Regions from separate parts of the Mus musculus genome. Here region 2 is linked to region 1. A link is a contact called in ENCODE Hi-C or POLR2A ChIA-PET data. All regions are on one chromosome and are shown on one strand. Each heading gives the region's core, a stretch centred on a gene start or an enhancer-like site at or near the end of the contact. The rest is flanking DNA. Distances are from core to core; before and after follow the strand shown. Region 1 holds the start of Casp8ap2 (caspase 8 associated protein 2). Region 2 holds the start of Mdn1 (midasin AAA ATPase 1).

Region 1 (2,700 bases), core at 154-2,653:
CAAAGGCCAATAAAATACTCATCACGACATAGCGCTATACCCCTAAATCACTGCATTATTCAAGACTCATCAGAGAAACTTCTTACAGTAGGAAGCAACTAACAATGGGCAGAGAGTGAATCTTTGGAGCACTTAGCCCTAAATGGGACGCCTTCATCAAACCCTTTGCCTCAAGGATCAGGGACCCATTACCCAAAAGGAGGCAGAGAGACTCTCAACAGCCAGAGGTGGCGGATGACTCCAAGAACTGTGTCATCCAAGGAACAGACACAACAGGACTAATAAATATATGAATGCAGAGGCCGATAACCCTCATAAGACCCGTTGGGGTTCAAGCCTGAGGAGGTATTTGCAGTTGAATTCAACCTGCAGAGAAAGGAGACAGCAGTTTTCTTTAGTAGAGTGGCACTGGTCTATCAGCCAGACTTTGGGGAAGGGACAATACCCAGGAGTAGTTGACCAATATAAATTGAATTCCATGTTTTTGTGTCTGAGCTTTTTGTTTCGTTTTGTATTGTCTTGGCTTTGTTTGTTTTTTCTTACTGGTTTCTTTTTTGTTTCTTTTTCCTTTTTTCTTTCTTTTTTTGAGAAAGAGAACATGAAGTTCGGTGGGTAAGGAGGTGGGATCAGAGATGCGTTCGGGTAGGGGAAAAACGATAAAAATAATTTATTGTATATATATATGTATATATATATATATATATATATATTTTTTTTTTTTTTGGTTTGGTTTTTCGTGACAGGGTTTCTCTGTGTAGCACTGGCTGTCCTGGAACTCACTCTGTAGACCAGGCTGGCCTCGAACTCTGAAATCCACCTGCCTCTGCCTCCCAAGTGCTGGGATTAAAGGCGTGCGCCACCACGCCCGGCTTTACATAAAAAAGTTTAATACGGAAAAACAAAAACAAAAACCTTCTTCTATCCCGCTGAATTAGTAATTCTACGCTACGTTCACCATCCAGGATGGCATCTTAAAGGTCAGATCTTAGCGCTGTCTAGCGCGCAGCTGACACAATTTATACACTAAAGACCTCAAGCCTTCTCCACTTGCTCTCAGCCAAAACAGCTAGGAGCCTCCACCTTTACTTTCCCTTTCATTAGCGTCTCCCAGACCCGCCCCACTTCCGCTCTGGTGACGTCTTTTCCGCGGAGAAACCCCGCCCCGTTGTCACTGAGGTCACGGCCCGCCCACTTCCCTTCGGAGCCACAGAAGAGTAAGTACCAGAGTTTGGCGCCAACTGGAATCTTTTTTTCCGCCTTCAATGGCGGGAACTGGCTGTGTGCGCCGAGACGTGCTTTGCGTCTTATCTAATTGGTTGTCGGCGCTCGGTCCCGCCCTGGCGTCCTTACCGTGAGCTGCGATTGGTGGAGACGGCGGAGCGCCTGGCGTCCGGACAGCGGCCGCTGTGCGGGGCTGGCCGGCCGGGTAAGTTCCTGAGGGCCTGTCGCGGGGCTGCTGGGGAGAGGCAGCGGGGTGCCGCCTGGGATGGCTTACGCTCTGGGCGAAGGGTTGTGCCTGGCTGGGCCTCGAGGAGCCAGCTGCCGTCCTCGGGGAGCGCCCCTCGGAGCGTCTCGGGGGGCGCTGGGGCGAGCACCCGGAACATCGCCGGGTCTACAGCGCGCCCCTCCCCTCCCCCACCCGTGTCTCCCAAGTCCCTACTGCCGAGCTCTCGGTGAGTGTGGAGAAGGGGCTGTCCCGAGGGTCGGGCGATCAGTGACAGGGGCAGTTTCCCAAGCTGAAAGCTTGAGAGAAGAAGTTGTTTATGTGCTCTCCGCAGCGCCTCGAACCATCCCTGACATGGGAATGTAGAATTCTCAGGAAGCATTAGTGCTTCAAGGATCCTCTTGGCGGTCTTTTCTCGCCACACCAACACCAAACTTCTCGCTGAAGGCCTTTCTCCTATGAGCTTCAACCCCGCCTTGGAAGGGACTAGGCCACTAGGCAAGACTTCTTGGCTCTGTTACCATACCCCAAATTATTTTTTTTCCATAGTATTTCCTGCCATCTTACGGGATATGTCCAGAGATTTATGTTTTAAGGGGTGTTTTTGATTTTTGACATCTGACTGGAATTTATCCCAGCTCTCCACTTTCTAGCTGTTGGCTGCAGCAGATTTTCTAATTGGCTCTGTTAGGTTCCTCATCTATTTAGACGGGATAAGGAATAATATAGACTTGATAGGAGCTTCAGGATAATTTAAAGGAGTACTTAGCGCACTTATATCAATACTTGACTTGTGTAATGTATGCTGCTTTTCATGCCTGTCTCATCCTCAGAACCTAGAGTGAGATTTGCCTCTTAGCTTTTGCCTGGTTGTTTTCCTTCTACAAATGTATGCTTTTGTGTATTGAAAAATTTGAACTTCATACTGCTTTCAGAAAAGATTAGATGACCCCTTTCTCTATGCATTTGCTTATGAATCTGTTGAAGCTGTTTATCCTTCCAGATAATGGTTATCAACCTGTAAAATTTTTAAAGAACATTTTGGTGCTAGGGACTGGCCTTTTCAAAGCTGTGAGGACTGCACACTACTGAGCAACCTTCCTAGCCCAGCAGCTGTTATTAATCAATCATTAGCTTCTTGGTTTTTAAAACTTGGCCTCTGCATGTTTCAAAGGTGTACCACTCCTCTCAGTAGTAACTCAGATGGGAGATGAGAAGAAGTATAGAAAGATCTCTCTCACTCCTCTACCTTTCAT
Region 2 (2,700 bases), core at 4-2,503, 42 kb after region 1:
GACTGGTCTTGAACTCAGAAATCTGCCTGCCTCTGCCTTCCAAGTGCTGGGATTAAAGGCATACACCACTGGCCGGCTAGTCCTTTTCTTGTACTTTATTCTGTATCCATATCCTCTGCATCTGATTGGATCCCTGGATTTTATTTCATTTTTGGTGTGACACTTTCCACAATATACCAATCTGCTGCTGCTCTGGGGGTTGAATGCCTTTCTGGGTGTTCATTGTTAGTGCCTCCACAGCTGGAAGAAGCTTCCTTTCTCTGCACTTAGAGTAAACTTTTATCCAAGTTCTTTGGGTGGGTTTCAGAGATTGAAATCAGTTTGCCAGACTTAGGGGAAAGCATCTTTTAACTGCTGAGTCATCTAGTCAGTTCTCACCACCAAAAAGCAAAGCAGCCAGGTGTTAAAGTCACGCCTTCAATCCCAGCCCTGGGGAGGCAGAGGCAGGCGGATCTCTGAGGTCAGAGGCCTGCCCTGTCTACAGAGCAAGTTCCAGGACAGCCAGGGTTACAAAGAAATCCTATCTCAAAAAAACAAAACAAAACAAAAACTGGTGTGTGTGTTGTGTGCCACATGTATGTATGTATGTATGCCACAGAGGCCAGAAGAGGGCGTTTTATCTCATAGAGATGGAGTTACAAATGGTTGTAAGCTGCACTATGCTGGTAATGGGCTTCTTTATTGTCAATCCCTCTCAATATATTTTGTTTGACATCATTATAGGTTTAACTTGTTCGTGACCTTCATCTTAACAATTCTAACTTTGTGCACTCCGCAGCCTTTCTGGAATCATTATTACTACGGGGAGTATGCGCGAAGTGTGTGAAGGCCCACACGTGCCATGGTGTAAAATAGAGGTCACAAATCAAACTCTGGGCATCAGGCTTGCATTACAAGAGCTTTTAGCCGACTAAGGCATCTCACTAACTCCTACTCTTTTTTTAATTAAGCAATTATTTCCAGGATTTGTAAGAATACTTCAGGGCCATTTTTCTCAAAAGGTCACTCTTTTTATGGGCAACAATCTTGGACAGCGAATCCGCTTATCTTTCACACAGGACCTGTGTTGATACAGAGTAAGTCACTGTGCGCTTAGGTCGCACGCGCCGGCAGCTCCTCGTTTGGCGACGCGAATTTCACTCTCAGAAGGATCAGTCAACCGGCTAACCTCAAAAGCTACTTCCGCTTCCCTTCCTACTAGCAGTGGCGCGGCAGTGACGCATTTCCGCCCACGGGGGCGTGGCAGTAGTCGCGCCGCCGCGGGTTGATGACGCAACGTGAATTCCTTCACCACGTGTGTGTCTGCTTGCCGGCTTTCGGGGGTCTTCTTGCCGTCGTGGGTTTTCGGCCGTCACCCCGCGGCCCCGTGGCCGCGGCCGGAGACTATGGAGCACCTCTCTGTGGAGCTGGTATCCGGGCCGCTGCGGCTAATCGCCGCCAAGAACGAGAAGAGCAGCGGCGAGCTGAACAGGTTCCTGGCCAAGTCGGTGAGCGTGGGCGAAGGGAGGCGGGCCCGGGTCGCGGAGCGCCGAGTCCCGGGAAAGGGCCTTTGTTTTTCGGGGTCAGCTTCCATTTCCTCGCCCCCTGCCCGGCGCTCAGGCCCTGGTGGAGTTCATGCCCTTCAGGAATCGGCGCGGTTGGTTTTTCTGCGAGGCTGCTTCTGTCCGCCTCCCCACCCCCCAGACACGTGCTTTTCCTTCCCTTTCCCCACCCCTCGGATGCTTTTAAGGATGCTTTTCTTTACTTTGACCCTTTGGCCCACTGACGAACATCCATAGTATTTTTTCTGGGCGTCTCAATACACCACTGAGGAGACGCAAAAATCTTGTCTCTACACCCGGGGAGTTCGCGTCTTCTTCGGTGACCGTTCATAACAAACAGCTGAAGGTTTTAACAAGACAGTTAAATTGGGAGATGAAAGACTTTTTAAATTTTATTTTTTTTATTTTTATTTTTTTTACCAAATGAGTCATGTGTTTTCAAGAGCTTTGCCGTATTGGCTTTTGCCTGAGTTGAGCATCCTTACTAGACAAGTTTTCACTTTGCGTTTTAATTTCTTTCTAAGTTTCCTTACCTGCTCTGTCTGTAAGCTTGAGTCAAGAGAGACGTGATTTTAATTTTGTAAAACTCTCAGCCAAGAGTGCATAAAGTACATACACACTCCATTGTTTTAGCAGTCAACAGCAGTGTAGCCCATCCAGTGGTTCGCAACCTGTGGGTCGCCTAAGACCAGCATATTTACATTACGATTCATAACAGTAGCAAAATTACAGTTATGAGTTAGCAACGAAAATAATTTTATGATTTGGGGTTACCACAAAATGAGGAACTGTATTGAAGGATTGTAGCATTAGGAAGGTTGAAAGTCACTGTTGTAGATGAATGAACCTGAGCCATTTGCAGCATTGTAGAATTCGCCAGAGAAAATTCTGAGAGTTTTTCCCGAGGTGTTGAACCTACTTTCTGTCACTGAATTACACCCTTAGCCAAAAGGCATCTTGTTTGTTTTTTCCTTTTGAGATAACATCTCTATTATGTAGCTCTGTATGTCTCCGAGTTCACTGTGTAGACCAGGTTGGCCTCTACATAGACTGCTAGGATTCAAGGCAGGTGTCAAGACCAGCTTGGCTCAAAAGGCTTTTCTGATACTAAATTGAATGTGAAAAACCAAACCTAGTGGGATACATCTCCTGGATGTCT

What was found. A loop is a pair of places that touch in the nucleus more often than their neighbours do. ChIA-PET counts read pairs that join two places held with the same protein, here RNA polymerase II (POLR2A).
Region 2: a map of left cerebral cortex shows a loop between it and region 1 (6-fold over the local background). The contact joins the promoter of Mdn1 here to the promoter of Casp8ap2 in region 1. A Hi-C loop is called at or near these places in 8 of 37 maps with a recorded cell type or tissue (T-helper 2 cell, adrenal gland, gastrocnemius and 2 more). POLR2A ChIA-PET finds 5 or more read pairs at or near these places in 4 of 5 experiments (Patski and embryonic stem cell).

Annotation. Positions count from the first base shown.
Region 1 is chr4:32,614,067-32,616,766 of GRCm38, forward strand. It overlaps Casp8ap2 (caspase 8 associated protein 2), which reads left to right and starts at 1,404. Exons shown (of 11, transcript NM_001122978.2): 1 at 1,404-1,426.
Region 2 is chr4:32,655,866-32,658,565 of GRCm38, forward strand. It overlaps Mdn1 (midasin AAA ATPase 1), which reads left to right and starts at 1,254. Exons shown (of 102, transcript NM_001081392.1): 1 at 1,254-1,487. The coding sequence starts at 1,386.